Linked DNA regions of Homo sapiens: region 2 is linked to region 1. A link is an interaction called in ENCODE POLR2A ChIA-PET data of the cell type or tissue named here. Cell type or tissue: PC-9. All regions are shown on one strand. Links, peaks and the distances in the headings refer to the core of each region. The heading gives the core; the rest is flanking DNA.

The links. ChIA-PET counts read pairs that join two places held together with the same protein. Peaks named below come from ENCODE experiments on the same cell type or tissue, not always from the same donor. Only the 100,000 strongest peaks of a DNase experiment are listed, where the experiment ranks them.
Region 2: POLR2A ChIA-PET joins it to region 1 with 6 read pairs; 1 of 35 experiments calls an interaction of 5 or more read pairs at or near these places.

The regions. Positions count from the first base shown.
Region 1 is chr11:73,196,117-73,204,158 of GRCh38, reverse strand. No RefSeq gene overlaps it. Among named protein-coding and RNA genes, the nearest start is that of IUR1, 17 kb to the right of the region's middle. RefSeq lists an enhancer at 5,201-5,495. In PC-9, for the core only: no CTCF peak of the experiment used is centred there; DNase peaks (open chromatin) are centred at 2,768 and 3,758; H3K4me3 peaks cover 964 bases; H3K27ac peaks cover 2,500 bases.
Region 2 is chr11:74,067,467-74,075,508 of GRCh38, reverse strand. C2CD3 (C2 domain containing 3 centriole elongation regulator) reads left to right here. Exons shown (of 33, transcript NM_001286577.2): 24 at 909-1,256. Among named protein-coding and RNA genes, the nearest start is that of UCP3, 62 kb to the right of the region's middle. RefSeq lists an enhancer at 2,869-2,938. In PC-9, for the core only: no CTCF peak of the experiment used is centred there; a DNase peak (open chromatin) is centred at 4,308; H3K4me3 peaks cover 785 bases; H3K27ac peaks cover 2,403 bases.

The DNA.
Region 1 (8,042 bases), core at 2,613-5,112:
ATTACAGGCATGAGCCTCTGTGCCCTGCCAGGAAATGTTTCTTTAGTTCAGAGAGAGGTGTACCCTAAGCCCAGGGGCCAGGCTCCCCCACCCTCAGGAGAAGGAAGGTTCATCGGGAGCCACATAAACACCATGTCGTTGGCATGTGGCCAGGATACCCATGGTTACACCATGAGTGGGTGGGCCTAGGCTCTGACAGCCTCTGACCCAGGGTGGGGAAGGCACCAACCCACTGCCCCGCCTCTACCCCTGTCCGCTGTCCATATCTGAGTGTCCTGAAATGGGAGAATCTTTGAATCTAAAGGATAGAAAGGCCCTCTGTGGTCTTGTTGTCCACCTGCCCTTTTTTTTCTGTCTTTCTGGTCCATTCATTCTCCTTAATAATTATTTACCACCCCTCAAAAAATTGTCTGCATTCCTATCTTCTCCCTCCCCTATGAAAAGGATATATGAGCTTCTGTACCCCATCGGGGGCTTGGAATCGCCACTCGATAGTTCTCCCTCATGCACATTAATGAATGTGTCTGCCTTTTCTCCTATTCATCTGCCTTTGGTCAGTTGATGTTTCAGCAAATATTTAGAGGGCAAAGGGGAAGTTTTCCCTTGGCCCCTAAAGTCGCTGGCCAGGTGTTTGCCATCAGCATGGGATTACATGGAACTGGCAGGGAAAGACTTCTGTGGCTTCTTTGGCTCCTGTCGCTGCTAGTAGGTTGCAAAAGGGCCTAATGGCCCCTGGTATAAATGCAGGTGCATTTGCGTGTGTGTGTGTGTATGTGTGTGTATGTTTAGCTTGTGTTTATTTTATCCATAGATGTTTATATTAGTATATATTACTTTATATAGTTATATATATACATATATAATAGCGAAATGTATAAGTATACATAAATGGATATTTTATGTGTATGTGTGTGTGTATACATATATACATTTCTTTATTTATGTTTTATTATTATTTTTCTTGAGATGGGAGTCTTGCTCTGTCACCCAGACTGGAGTGCAGTGGCACGATCTCAGCTCACTGCAACCTCCACCTCCCAGGTTCAAGTGATTTTCCTGCCTCAGCCTCCTGAGTAGCTGGGATTATAGGCACGCACCACCACGCCTGGCTAATTTTTGTATTTTTAGTAGAGACGGGTTTCACCATGTTGGTCAGGCTGGTCTCGAACTCCTAACCTCATGATTCGCCCTCCTTGGCCTCCCAAAGTGCTGGGATCACAGGCGTGAGTCACTGCGCCTGGTCACATACGTACATTTCTTTTTCTTCTCACATATATGGGGAAATGCCACCAGATTGGCAGACGGTGCTACAAATTTATATGTATAAATATCTAGATTTTAATTTTTATTTATTTATCTATTGATGCATATAATTATATATATAACATATTTCTTATATACTTAAAAATAGAAATCTTTTATTTGTGAGTGTATATATATTTCTAGTTTTGCCTTTCCTTGTGTCTGTACCCATAAAACACTCAAGTGACAGGCAGCGCCACACCGTTTCTTGAGAGCAGGTTCCGAAACCCTGAGTCTCCACTGACCCTTGTTCCTCTGGTCTCATGTGAGGACACAGCTGTACATTGGACTCTAGATGTCAGAGCCATTTGTTCCCATGGTGTCTCCATGAGGTTGAGCCCCCACTCTAGGAGAAAACAGCTGTTTCGGGGTGAATGGGGGCAGCAAAACCCAGATGGACCTGGTAGTCTCAGGCGGTCTCACATTCAAGTCCTATCTGATTGCAACTTCTCCGAGCTTCTAAGAAGAGAAGGGGCTCTTCTCGGCTTGTGCAGCCATACACTTGTCAGCCTAGGCTGTGATCTAAAGGCTGGCTCAAAAAATCACTTTGCTCCTCCCTTCTGAAGAATCCAAACTGACCTGTTCAGGCCCTGATTATAATGCCCTCAGCAATGGGAACTCACCTTAACCTGGGACCTGAGACCAGCCTTCTTCCCGAGACCTGAGACCTGAGACCAGTCACTTCCCCAAGGGTCTCCTCCCTATCTCCAAGGCCACAGAGCCTTATCTTCCCCCCACAGCCCAAAACAGTCCAGGAGAGCCAGGGGAAGGGGTGGGGATGAGGCCCCTGCCATCCCTGAGAGATGAACAAGTGAGCAGTAGCTCCTTTCTCCATGGCCACAGTTAAAGTGTCATCACTTGCAATCACTAAACCATCAGTGGGGCCACTGAAAGGCAAGAGACACTGAAAGGCAAAAGACAGGCCATTCTGCCAAGCAGGAAGCTGAAGACTGTTTCAAGGCAGTATGCCATGGTGGTTAAGAGCACCTCTGCTAGATACTAGCTGCGTGACCCTTAATCCTTCTGAAGTGGATTTTCTTGCTGGTAAAATGGGATAATGACGCCTGCCTGGTAGGTTAGTGTGTGGATTAAATGACTGTGTGTAAAGAAAGGGTCAGCCCAATGCATACTAGGGAGGTGTTCAGGGAATCCATGCTTTCCCATGGCAGTGTCGGACGCTGTTGCCACACAGCCACACACACCACATGGGCTCCCCAGGTCCCCTTCTAGGCAGCCCATGTTCCCTGCCCAGGCTGGGTTCATCCAGGCTGATGGCCAAATGCAGCCTCCGCCAGGAGGGGAGCGGCCCACTCCACCCTGGGGATTGCCCGATCACATTGGCTGTGCCCATCTTGTGGGCTCCCCACCCTTCAGGTCTTTTCCACCTGAGAGTGGGCTAGGGCTCTCCTTCCTGCCCTAGAATCACTTATTTGTCTGACTCTTCAAGCAAGACGTCATGCGTTTACCGAAATTTCTCAACCACCTCCTGGGAACAAGGCCCTGGCAGGGAGATCCAGGGGCCCAGAAGAAACACAGAGTAGGGAAGGGGGTGGGGCCCACAGTTCAATTAGTTCTCAAGTACTAAACAAAGGATTTTGTTTTTCTGACGCTAGAAATAACACCTCTTCATTGCAGAGTACTTGAAAAATACAGAAAAATATAAAACAGAAAATAAAAAATCCTGACAGTCCTGATTCACACAGGTAACTGACATTAAGATTTTGTTGTGTTTGATACTAAGGTTTTCTAGGCATTTTAACCTGGTCATAATGTATAATACAATTGTGTATCCTGCCTTTTTTTCATTCACCATAAAGGCACAAAACCTTTTCCTGGGTTTTTACAAGCCAGCCAGTTAAATTATACCCTGTTGATTTAAGCTAATCTTTCTGACAAAAATCCTTACCTTTCATTGGGATTTAGCTGTTTCTTCCTAGGATAGCACAGTGCTGGGTGCCAGCCTGGAGGAAAAGGAGGAGAGAGGAGAAAAGAGGAGATAAAACCAACACCAAGGAGATTCATGCTTTCTGCCCCTTTCTTCCCCTCATGCTAAATATGTTTCTCAGTATGGGAATGCCAGGGCAGCCACCTGACTCCCAGGATCATCTGGACTCACCTGAGGTTCTGAATCTTTCCCCTGCTCGCTTTGCACACCCAACCCTAAAGTGAAGAGATCTCACTCCCTGCTAGGAAAAATGCCTTCCTCTGTGGGGGATAGCCCTGCAGACCCTAGGCAGCAAAGATTCTGCTCCAGCCACCCTGCTCCCACTCAGTCCTCTGCCTACTTGTCACATGGCCTGGTTTTCAGGCCTCTATAGCCTGGTCACCCTCTCTTGACTCAGCACATACCCCAAAGTGTCAGAAAGGTCCTAGAGCTCCAGCTGGGTCTGGCTGAGTGTGGAGCAGGGTAGGGCAGTCCCTTCTCTGTTCTGGTTGCTATGCCTCTGTTAATGCAGCCTGCATTTGCATTTGTTTGTTTGGCAGCCTCTGCCTTAGCTCATGTAGGGCTTGTGGTCAGCTCAGACTCTGAGCTCCTTTTTGTATCATTGTTGGTAAACCAGTTCTCCCATAGCCTGTGTTTGGGCAATCTTTTGAAGAAATCACACGCAAGCCTTGATATATTTCCCATTTTAAATATTTGCGTTGATTTTTAGCACCCTTCCTGACTTTTTGTCATGGGTGAACCTGATACATGTGCGCCGTGTCTTTATCCAACCTGTTGATGAAATAATTACCTCAACCTGGCCCAAGACAGAAACTCCCTTCTCACAGGCCCTGGCCCATAACCAGAGCCATAAGTTTGATCAGCTTCCTAAAAGCCTGTGAGGAAATACCACCTTCTTTAAAAATCCAATCATGCATTAATATTCACCCAAAATAATTGAAATCAGATACCTATACATGAATTGTTCATAGTAGCACTATTCACAATAGCCAAAAGGTAGAAATAACCTAAATGTCCATCAACAGATAAATGGATAAACAATGTGGCATTCATACAATGAAATATTACTCAACCGTAAGAGCAGTAAAGTTCTGATACTGCTACAAAATGGACAAACCTCAAAAAAATATTGTGCTGAGTGAAAGAAGCCAGATACAAAAGTCACATATTATATGATTCCATCTATGTGAAATATTCAGAATAAATAAATCCATAGAGGCAAAAAGCAGATTGGCGGTCGCCAGGGGCTGAGGGGTAGGGGAAACAGAGTGACTGCTTAAGCAGGTTTTCTTTTGGGGTGATGAAAATGTTTTAGATGGGCATAGTGGCTCACAGCTGTAATCCCAGCACTTTGTGAGGCTGAGGCTGGCAGATTGCTTGAGCCCAGGAGTTCAAGACCAGCCTGGGCAACGTGGTGAAAAATAATACAAAAAAATACAAAAACTAGCTGGGCATGGTGGCACATGCCTGTAGTCCCAGCTAGTCAGGAGGCTGAGGTGGGAGGATCACCTGAACCTGGGAGGTGGAGGTTGCAGTGAGCTGAGACCACACCACTGCACTCCAGCTTGGGTAACAGAGACAGACCCTGTCTCAGAAAAAAAAAAAAAAAAAAAAAAATATATATATATATATATATGAACTAGATAGAGGTGGTGGTTGCACAATACTGTGAATGTACTAAATGCCACTGAGACATACACTTTAAAATGGTTAATTGTATATTATGTGAATTTCACCTCAATAAAAAATGATTTGCAAAAGAAAATAAATTCAGTTATACATTCAACCGACAACCTTGTGCTGGGTATTGAGAACATGGAAATGAATCAGACCTGGTTCCTGCCAGTGCTGGTAGAGCCCATAGCCTTAGATGCTGAGATGGGGCAGTTGAACCCAGAACTTGAACATTGCCCTCTGAAATTTACCTATCGGGTGGGTTCTCTCATGGGTTCCCACCATACAGACTGCCAGGGGGTACTGCCCCTTCCATCTCAGTGATTGGAATGCATCCTTTGAGTAACTTCGCCATGGAGAAGTCTGACAATCACTCCCTCTGTCATGTGATCAAGCCTGTTATCAATGGTGATGAGTCATGCTGATGGAATGTTCCCTTGATATAATGCAATGAGAGTGGCACTTCACCTCTGTGACCTTCCTCGCAAGAACTCAACCAAGTCTAATCATGAGAAAACCAACAGCAAAGCCCAAATTAACAGTCTGCACAATACCTGATGATGAATACTCAAAACTCTCAAGATCATCAAAAACCAGGAGAGTCTGAGCAACTCTCTCAGACCAGGAAGAAAGGATGGAGGCATGATGTTTAAGTGTAACGTGGCACCTTGGATGGAATCCTGGGACAGAAAAAGGACATTAGGTAAAAACGAAGGAAATGTAAATAAAGTATGGATTTTAGTTAATAATAATTTACTAATACTGGTTCATTTGCCGTGGCCAATATAAGACGTTAGCAGTAGAGGAAAGTGGGTGAGGATATACGAGAATCCTCTGTACCATCTTTGCAACTTTTCTGTGCATCAAAAACTATTCTTTTAAGAAGTTTGTCTACTTGTTCTAAAATTTTATTTTAAATTATTATCCTTAAAAATTGCTTCCTTAAAATGGCTGTAACAGGCTGTTCAGATAGAGGTGACAATGGGGACATGAATGGGGTGGAGTGTGACCTACTAAACAGTTTGTTGTGTAAGGTATCATTTGTTCTCCAGGTGCTAACTGACTCCAGAGTGAAACATAGGGCCTTGCCTGATCTCCACCCTCCCCTTCTAGTTCCTGACCTGCCTCTTTTTGATAGGCCCCTGACTTGGGGACATCCTTATAGACACCAATATCTTCAATATCTTCAAAAGTGCAGACTATGAGAGTCAGGGTCTGGCCGGGCACGGTGGCTCGTGCCTGTAATCCCAGCACTTTGGGAGGCCGAGATAGTGGATCACCTGAATTCAGGAGTTCGACACCAGCCTGGCCAACATGATGAAACCGCATCTCTACTAAAAATACAAAAATTAGCCGCATGTGGTGGTGTGTGCCTATAATCCCAGCTACCCAGGAGGCTGAGGCAGGAGAATCACTGGAACTTGGGAGGCAGAGGTTGCATTGAGCCAAGAATTGCCACTGCACTCCAGCCTGGGTGACAGAGTGAGACTCTGTCTCAAAAAAAAAAAAAGAGTCCGGGTCTCTCTTCTGTAGCCATAAGATCCTACAGCAGTTCTGCTTCCCAGGCCCTGGATCACACATCTTCCCCAGGGCACTTACACCAGGAAGAACTTTAGATGAGCCATTTCACTGCCTTCCCACAGGGGTGCGGCCTCATGGCCCCATGGTTATGTTCTAAGTCAACAGTAGAATGACATCTTAATCCAGCATAATATCCACTGATGCTCCCGCCCACTAGCCAGGGGCCATTTCCTCCTCTGCTGAGTAGAGAAGGTTGGTACATAAGGGCATCACAGACACCATCAATTTGCTCAGAAGGGCATCACCATGGCTTCGACTGGCAGGATAGTGGTTAAGAGGAATGATTTGGAATAGACAACCCTACATTCAAATCCTGATTCTATCACTTATTCGTTTATTTAAACCCTATGACCCTCAGTTTCCACAACTGTAAAATACAGGTAATAAGGTTCTGGACTATTGAAGGTATTGGTAATCCGGAATGTCACTGGCAGAGGGTCTAAAAGTCTCTCCTCTGTGGTTTCCATCGTTTACCTTTTGAAAGTTGAATCTCCAGGCCAGTGCAGTGTCTCACGCCTGCAATCCCAACACTTTGGGAGGCCGAGGTAGGCAGATCACTTGAGATCAGGAGTTCGAGACCAGCCTGGCCAACATCGTGAAACCCTGTCTCTACTAAAAATACAAAAATTAGCTGGGCGTGGTGGTGCACACCTGTAATCCCAGCTACTTGGGAGGCTGAGGCAGGAGAATTGCTTGAACCCGGGAGGTGGAGGTTGCAGTGAGCCGAGATTGTGCCACTGCATTGCAGCCTGGGCAACAGAGTGAGACTCTGCCTCAAAAAAAAAAAAAAAAGAAAGAAAGTTGAATTTCCAGTCTCCTGGTGTTTGTGTTCTCTCTGAGTCCTCGAAACTCTCCGACAGTGGTTCTGTGAGCACAGTAGTGGGCTCCGCTGTGGCTAGGGGTGCAATTCAGCTCAAAACTCCTCTGGAGCAGCTGGGGGAAGGCCAGGAGGGTCTGATACTTGCCCATCCTGACATTTTCACCCCTAACCCTCTGTCAGTGACATTCCCTGTCATGTCATTTACCTGAAGGTTTGTGAACCTCTGGCAAGTTGCGGGGAGAAAGTAAGCAGGAGAAAGAAGCAGGGGTTCACTGGCTCACCAGCCTCCCTTCTGTTCTAACAGTGACCAACAGTGGAAAGAGGACGAAGGCTGTCAATGCCATTTTGGGGAATCATATTTGAATGATTACCTTGTGCTAGGAACCTTGAGCCTCCCTTTCCCGAGCCCTTGGCTCCCAGGTCAAGTGGGAGAACTCTTATAATTCTTTTGTGTCTCTGAATCTTGTCTCCATAATCAAACTAGAAATTACCCATAGGACATATTTCCTTCTCTTCTTGACTCTCTTTATCAAATGTGACCTACAAACCTACTGTAAATATCCCCAGAGAGATATATCATTCCCTGGGTAAGGAAAACTATCGTTGCCATTGTCAGTGGTGAGACTCCATAATCACTATCAAGAATCACTACCTTTACCACATCATCAACCATCATAGCAAATTCTGCTCTCCTCAAAGTGCCTTTAATGATAGTTGTAA
Region 2 (8,042 bases), core at 2,945-5,444, 870 kb before region 1:
TGCCACTTACTGCCAGAGTGATGTTGGCAGTTTATTTAACTCCTCTGAGATTCTGGCTTATGAAAAACACTCAACAAATATTAACTCCGTTGTATTTATTTCTGGTCTCCTGCTAACCTCCTACTTCCCCCCACCCCCCCCCAAAATATCGCCCGAACCCTAGTGAAACATAGCTAAATTGAGTGTCAAGACAGCCTCCTGATAGGGAGAAGGTCGAAAAACAGGAGCCCATGAGACACGAGGAAGAGAAAATAGACCACTCTTGATTTCATCAAATCTTAGACTTCTCTAAGTCTTGTTGCCTCTCAGCGCATGAATCCCTTCCACAACAGCTCTGCCTGGTAGTCATTTGGCTTTGGCTTTAAATCAGAGATCTTACTATTTTCATTACTTTTGTTTGTTTGTTTTATTTTGTTTTGTTTTTTGAGACAGAGTCTTGCTCTGTCACCCAGGCTGGAGTGCAGTGGCGCAGTCATGGCTCACTGCATCCTCAACCTCCTGGGCTCAGGTGATCCTCCCACCTTAGCCTCCTGAGTAGCTGGGACTGCAGACACACACCACCATGCTCAGCTAATTTTTGTGTTTTTTGTAGAGATAGGGTTTTACCATGTTGCCCAAACTCTTGAACTCCTGGACTCAAGCAATTTGCCCACTTCAGTCTCCCAACGTGCTGGGATTACAGGTGTGAGCCACCACACTCAGCCTACTTTTCATTATTGAAGATAGTTAGGGCAGGGTAAAAGTTTTCATGTTTTCTACCAGCTTCATAGTTTCTTTTGCAAATTGCTGTATTGGGGTTTGTAGACCTTTCAAAGGAGAAAGGACCACAGCACCCTCAGTGAGTATTTCCTCCAAGCTTGGTCTTGGTTCCTGCTTGACTAGCCTTATTCTTCTCCATCTTCTTTTAGGTGTGTATCCTCTGTTTGGACGAAATGCTTCCAACCTCTCAGGAGCTGCCTTGCGAGTTCATGTGGTTCTTTCCTCTCTTTCCTCACACCTTGAGCCCACTCATGAGCTGGACTCCATGGACTGCAGCAGCCACAGTGAGTCTGAGCAGCTCCCCAGAAGGAATGATGAGGTCCAGCTCTCTCCACCAGAAGTCATCTCCTGCCACCAGAAGTCTCCTGCCTCCACCCAGGTCCCCTGCAGCAGCACCACAGCTGAAGTCCGCCTGACGCAGGAGGGCCCTGCTGATTTGGATGGAACGTTTGCAGTCAGCATCCTAGTAGAAAGAGCAATGCACTTGAGCTTGAAAGGTATGCTCTCCTCACCTACCCAGGAGCATGTCTAACTCTTCAGGGTGTGCTCCTTTCTTCACAAATCTTTCAAATCATGGCAGGATCTGTTAATTATCTCAACTGATAAATATTTATTTCTCAAGCCTAAAGGTTTAAGCAACATGAAAGCTTTTCTGAACTTGTTGCATATCGTAAATTCCCCAGTCCAGCCACCTGAGTCTCAACCTAGATAGATACTTCTCTTTTCCTTATCCACTGTCAAATCATCGGATCCCTAACTTGTTCTTTATTAAATTTCTCAGATTTCTTCCTTCTGCATTCCTGCCAACTCAGGCCTTCCTAATGCACCTAGGGCCAGGTGTTTTTAACATTGGGTCCTTAAACATCCAAGGGATCCGTGAAAAGTTCAAACTCCGGGTTAGTGGCCTTGGATAGGAAAATAATTACATCTTTATTTTTAGCAACCTCTAGCTAAAATTTAACATATTTCCTCTCATTATGAATATAGGCAGTAGATCCTAGTAATAGTACCTGTGATATTGTCAACAATAGAAATCACAGGTATTTCCATATCACATCATTATTGCAGATATCTTAGAATATCACTTATAACTATGATTTCTTTGAAATTACAATAGTTAGGGGGGTTTTTTTGTTTGTTTTGATTTTTTTTTTTTTTTTTTTGAAACAAAGTCTTGCTCTGTCGCCCAGGCTGCAGTGCAGTGGCACGATTTCGGCTCACTGCAACCTCCACCTCCCAGCTTCAAGCAATTCTCCTGCCTCAGCCTCCTGAGTAGCTGGGATTACAGGCTTGTGCCACCACTCCTGGCTAATTTTTGTATTTTTAGTAGAGATGTGTTTTCACCATGTTGGACAGGCTGATCTCGAACTCCTGACCGCAAGTGATCCACCCACCTCAGCCTCTCAAAGTGCTGGGAGTACAGACGTGAGCCACTGTGCCAGACCTACAGTAGTTATTACCTATAGTTAGACCTTGTTACTAAAGCACATATATTACTATATCACAAAGTTCTTTTAGTTTTGATAACTCTATGTAAATATAATTGGATTTCTCTGTAATCCTATGTGTTTTACATTATGCATTTTAAAGAAACACTGTTAAAAGAAGAGGCCCATAGACCTTGCCAGATTGCCAGAGTCCATGGCACAAAGAATTCCTGCCCTACCTTTATTCAGCATTGTAATCTCCTAAAATTTCCCCTTTGCCGTCACCCTTCTCTTTTGCCTGGCTACTTCCAGCTCCTCTCTTCAGACCCAGCTCAGGCATCACCATTTCCTGGAGGGCTTTCCCAATATAAAGGCCCCCTTCTATTTGCTCCCCTGGCACTTTGCCCCTGTATCATATCATATGTCACACAGTACTGCAGTTGTTTCCATGGTTTTCTTTTCAACTAGATATGAACTGTTCAAAAGCAAAGACCTCATCTCATTTGTTCATTCATCATGCATTCATTTATTTTACAACAAAACTTACTGTATTTGCTACATGCTAAGCCCTGTCCTTGGTGCCAGGGATAAAACAGTAAAAAAAAAGGACAGACAAAAATTGTGCCCTGTGGAGATTACATTCTAGTAGGAATATATTTATCCCTGTGTCCCTAGCCAATAAATTGTATGTGTACATATGTGTGACTTTGAGCAAGGTATTCTTTCTCTCTGTCTTGAATTTCTCATCTGTAAATGGCTGTGATTAACAATGTTCAGATGTGTGGTGTCTATGAGAGCCAGTCAACCATGGCCTTATGAATCCAGAAAGTTTCAATATACATCATTTGATTCAGATTTGACCTCTCTGTTTGGCTCCTGTCATCTCTGTTTTGGTGTCTCTCAAACTGTGTCATGTGTCCTTACTACTTTAGAACAGAAACAAAACCTGTGCTCATAGTAACTATTATTTATCTCTCATTCCTACTCCTCCCCGTTTATACTACCAACAGCCATTACTCCTGGGATTATAAGCTTCCATAATGATCCTTGATGTTCTCATCCATTTCAGCCATTGTGTATCAGAAACCTTGAAACATTCTATATCAGGACAAAGTCTTCTTCAAGTGCAGTGTGAATCACAAAATTGAACAATTTTTACTTGTTTTTAAAGAAAAAAAAATTTTCTGCCCCACCAAAGCAGCCATTTTTGACAAATTTTTTTTAAAGACCAAAAAAATCAATAGATGAATGAGTTTAAGGAAAGTATTAAAAAGCTTCTTTTATTTTTGGAAAGTTTTTTTTTGTAGTTGCATTGAAAATAAAATTTAATATACAAAAGATATGGTATATGTTACATTTTAGGAGAATTCCCATATTGTTAAAAAAAAGCAAAATATACTTACAAATTTTCAATGAGACAGTGAATTACAGTTTTATAATATCACTTGGCAAAATTTTATAATAATTTATTGAGCATCATCTGCTGTGTGCTGAGTTCTATTCTAGTCTTTGTACATTAATTATGGGTTAGGTATCCCAAATCCAAAAGCACCAACTTGGTGCTCAAAGGAAATGCTCATAGGAATATATCAGGTTTCAGATTTTCAGATTTGGCATACTGAATAAGTATAATGCAGATATTACAAAATCTGAAATACCTCTTGCCCCAAGCATTTCAGATCAGGGTTATTCCCTGTATCCCCTTTAATCCTTGCCACGAGCAGGATTATAGTTTGAAGAGATTACAATACATAATCATTTCACAAATGAGGAGACCGAAGTTCAAAAAGGTAAAATGACCTGAAGTTACATAGTTAATGCGCTCTGCAGAACCAGATGGGCAGGTCTATACTCAAAGAGACAATGGGCAGATCTCTATACTATAGGTCTACACTCTATGCTCAGCACAGTGCCTGACTGACACATAAATGTCTGTGGGAGGAAGGACTGCATGGGCTTATCACTGCAGGGTGGAAATCAGGATACAACAGTGACGTCTGGAAAGTCAGATGTCTACCCTATGCTTGCCTTGACCTGGCTAAACAGAAAGAGGCTAAATAACAAGTGATTTACAGGTCTGCAACTCTTGCCAGAAATGTGAGAGGCGTTATGTCTCATATTCATAAAACAGGAGGACATTATGTTTGCTTTGCTGCATCATGAAGATCACAGTGCTGGGATAAACAAACAACACACAGTCCCTGTCCCCAAGGAACAGCCTAATGGAGAGACATGTTAACATTTTTAGTACAGAGGAATAAACGATATGAAAGAGGAAAGCTGTGGGGAGGTGGATGTGGTAGTATAGGAAAACTTTGAGAACACAGAGGGCATTTTTTTGCTAATGGGGTGGTCAGGGCAGGCTTCCAAGTATTGGTGTCACTTTAGCCTACTCTTGAAGGAGGAGGAGCAAGTTTGCTGAATGAAAGAGGAAAAAGGCATTCTAATGAGAAGAAACAGCATGCTCAAAAGCTTGGTAGTATGAGAGAATGGGACATTGGCCAAAAAAAGGTCATTAAATGTGAGTAAAAAGTAGTGAGAAATGGGGCTGGAAAGACTAATTAGGCTACATAGGCAGCATTTTGTATGCTACATGACTGACACTGCAGGTGAGATGAAACCAACAAAATCTTAATCTGTGGAGAGGCAAGGTCATATTTGTTGACCAGACATGAAATCTTGGTGGCAGTATGAAAAAGATACTGGAGAATACCGAAAGCAGCAATCACTGAGAGGGCCGTCACATTAGTTCAAGTTCTGAAGCCTAAACAAGCAAGGTGGCAGCAAGAATGGAGAACAGGCGACAGAAACTTTCTGGTAGGAGACCATGATTCTACACTCTGTACTTCTGACTTTCCTCTTGCCTTAATAGTGTTCTCAGAGTGTCTGTCCTTTTTATGCCTTGGAAGCTCTTTCTTAAGGAAGGAAATGAGTGGTTCCTTCATGCAAACCTTTATGCAGAGGATTCACAAACAGCCCCAAATTAGGAGCTTTGCCTTCAGCAAAGCTGAGTTCTGAAGCAGCTCTGAAATGGTCTGTGGTCACCACTGTAGTCCTGGTTCTGAAAATAAAAGAACTTCTTGGATACTTATGTTAGAAAAAGCTCTGAGGAACCTTCGGTTAAGATCAGCTTCAATACTCTTAAGGTTTGTATACTTATATTAGACAAAACAGGTATTTCTAGCCCTGTTTTACAAATGAGACAAATAAGGAACAGAGAGGTAAAATGATTTGAAGTAGCATAAGTTATACTCAGTAAAAAGTAAAATCAGCTTCAATATTATCAACTTTTAGAGGCATTCTTTAGCCCATCAAGGCAGAGTTCAGGACACCTCTGGGTTCCCATGTGCTTTTAGCATAGTCTTTATCTTATTGGGTTGTAATTATCTGTCTGTGTTTGTCTCCCGCAGATCAAGAATCAAATCTGACTCACCTTGTACAGGTGTGACACAGAGGAGGTGTCAGCTAATGTTAGCTTAATACACCTGCTGGGCTAAGTTTTTATTAACATAAAAAATTGGACATTGCTTAAGGGGGAAGTTTCCATCCATTCACTCCAGGCCAAAGGGAGAGCACTTCTCTTAACCAGATGGAGATAATTAGAATGATTGCAATGGAAAAAAATCTAAAGTACGAGTCAGGAAACCGTGGTTCTTCTCAATGCTAGTTAACCAGGTATGTGATGAGCAAGCCACTTCTCTGTTCCTTGGTTGCCTTATTTTTATAATAGGGATAGAGATGCCTATCTTATGCGATTTTCAGAGACGTTATCAGCACAACTTTAGTGTGTAAGAAAACAGTGTGCAAGCTGTAACGCATTATCTAAATATGAGAAGTTGTTATTTTAATCTCACTGAAACAATTACACCTTTCTTGATGCATAAAATTCTTAAATGGCATAACTGGTTCACCTCAGGTCTTCTTAATGTGTGTCCCAACCCTGTGGGGGGTATAGCAGCCTTCTTTTGGGCTGCTTCCAAAAGTATTTCAGAACTTGACCTTTTTCAGAATGTAAACAGGCCCAGATGAATTTCCACCTACAAGAGGAGAGCCAGAGAAACCTGATAGACCTGCTCTCCCAAGCTGATTTCTTTTTCACCCACCTGTTTGGCTAAAAGGAATGTGTCTGTTCAAGACTAAATAAGGAACTATCTTCTTCCAAAGTCAAAATAGTTTTGTTTCAAGGCCTTTAGCAAATAGCAGCTTTAAAAATAAACTGGAGGATGGCCGGACGCAGTGGCTTATGCCTGTAATCCCAGCACTTTGGGAGGCTGAGGCAGACAGATCACTTGAGGTCAGGAGTTCAAAACCAGCCTGGCCAACATGGTGAAACCCTTTCTCTACTAAAAATACAAAAATTAGCTGAGCGCAAGCCTGCAATTCCAGCTACTCAGGAGGCTGAGGCAGGAGAATCACTTGAACCCAGGAGGTGGAGGTTGCAGTGAGCCGAGATCGTGCCTCTGCACTCCAGCCTGGGCGACAGAGTGAGTGAGACTCCGTCTCAAAAAATAAATAAATAAATAAATAAACCAGAGGGATGGGGGTAGTGCCATGAGAGATGTGAGCAAGGTTGATATATATCTAGAATTAGAATTTTACTGTGGAAGGTGGTTTGAGAGCACTTATTTCTGATGAGAAAACCGAGGCCCAGTTAGCCAGAATGAAGTGGTGTATCCAATATGTCACACTAAAGCAATGGCAGACTACATTGGAACCTAGGTGTCCTGCCTCTGGGAACAGTGATTGGTCCTCTCTGCTGATCTTCCTCAGAGCTTTCTTGAGAAGATGTTGCTATCTTCTGTGGGTATGTACTGCAAGCAGACAAGGCAACTCCTCTCTCTAACCCTGGGCAACTATCTGTAGACAAAGGGCAGTGGGAAGTCAGCAAACATTTAATAAGGGCCTTGGGAATACTCTGTGCATTCAAAGAGCTCTCAGTCTAGTGAGGGAAACACAGATTATTATACAATATGTGAGAGCTGCTGTGGTAGAGCCAGGTTATCTCTTCCTAATTGTGAGGATTTATGACATTTTATTGGAAGAAATTAGTTGAAGCTTAAGACCGAAAAAGGAAAATGGGAGAAAGAATGAGAGATGAAAGCTATATCAGGCAGAGGAAATGGAACCCACTCCAGCCATTTTAAGCAGAGAGGAGTTTAATATAGAATATTAAGGTACTTTAAGTCATTAGAAGGGCTAGAGGAGTGAGCTCTAGGCTAAACTTCTAGGAGGGAACCACTAAATCTTTTAAGTTCAGAATACAGTGCCAAAACTGAAATCTAAGAATCAGAAGCTCTCGTCATAGCCATTGCCACAGGGCCTCTCTGCACCCAGGGACCAAATGCTAGATCAAAAAACACAATGTCTCTACATCATCATCCTTGTTATTAGCAAAAGCAGAAGGAAAAGAAAGATGTCCTCTGCTTCCCGCCTGCCTTCCAGATCTTTTGTGAGGGCATCTGATTGGTAGAGGCCAATTTGCATCCATACCCTAGCTGCAAAAGAGTCCGAGAAATGTAGCTTTTAATGCTTCCAATCTGTACAATAAAGGAGTACAATGCAATAAAAGTAGGTGGGGGTGGATGCTCAGCAAGTCAATCCGCATAAATACTGTTCAGTTTCACTAAAATAAAACTTTTAAGAAGATAGCTCACTGGGTACTATTAGTGATATTTTATACATTTACATTAGTAATATGAATACTATTTTATTGATTTCCATTAACTGATTTTTTGCCTACTACCATTAAATTAGAATTACCTTTCCCTGTTCTTTCAAAAATATGCTGTAACTCCTACTGCTTCCCTTGACTAGCCTTAAAAAATTTTTTTCTTTAATATGCTTGTAAACTGGTTT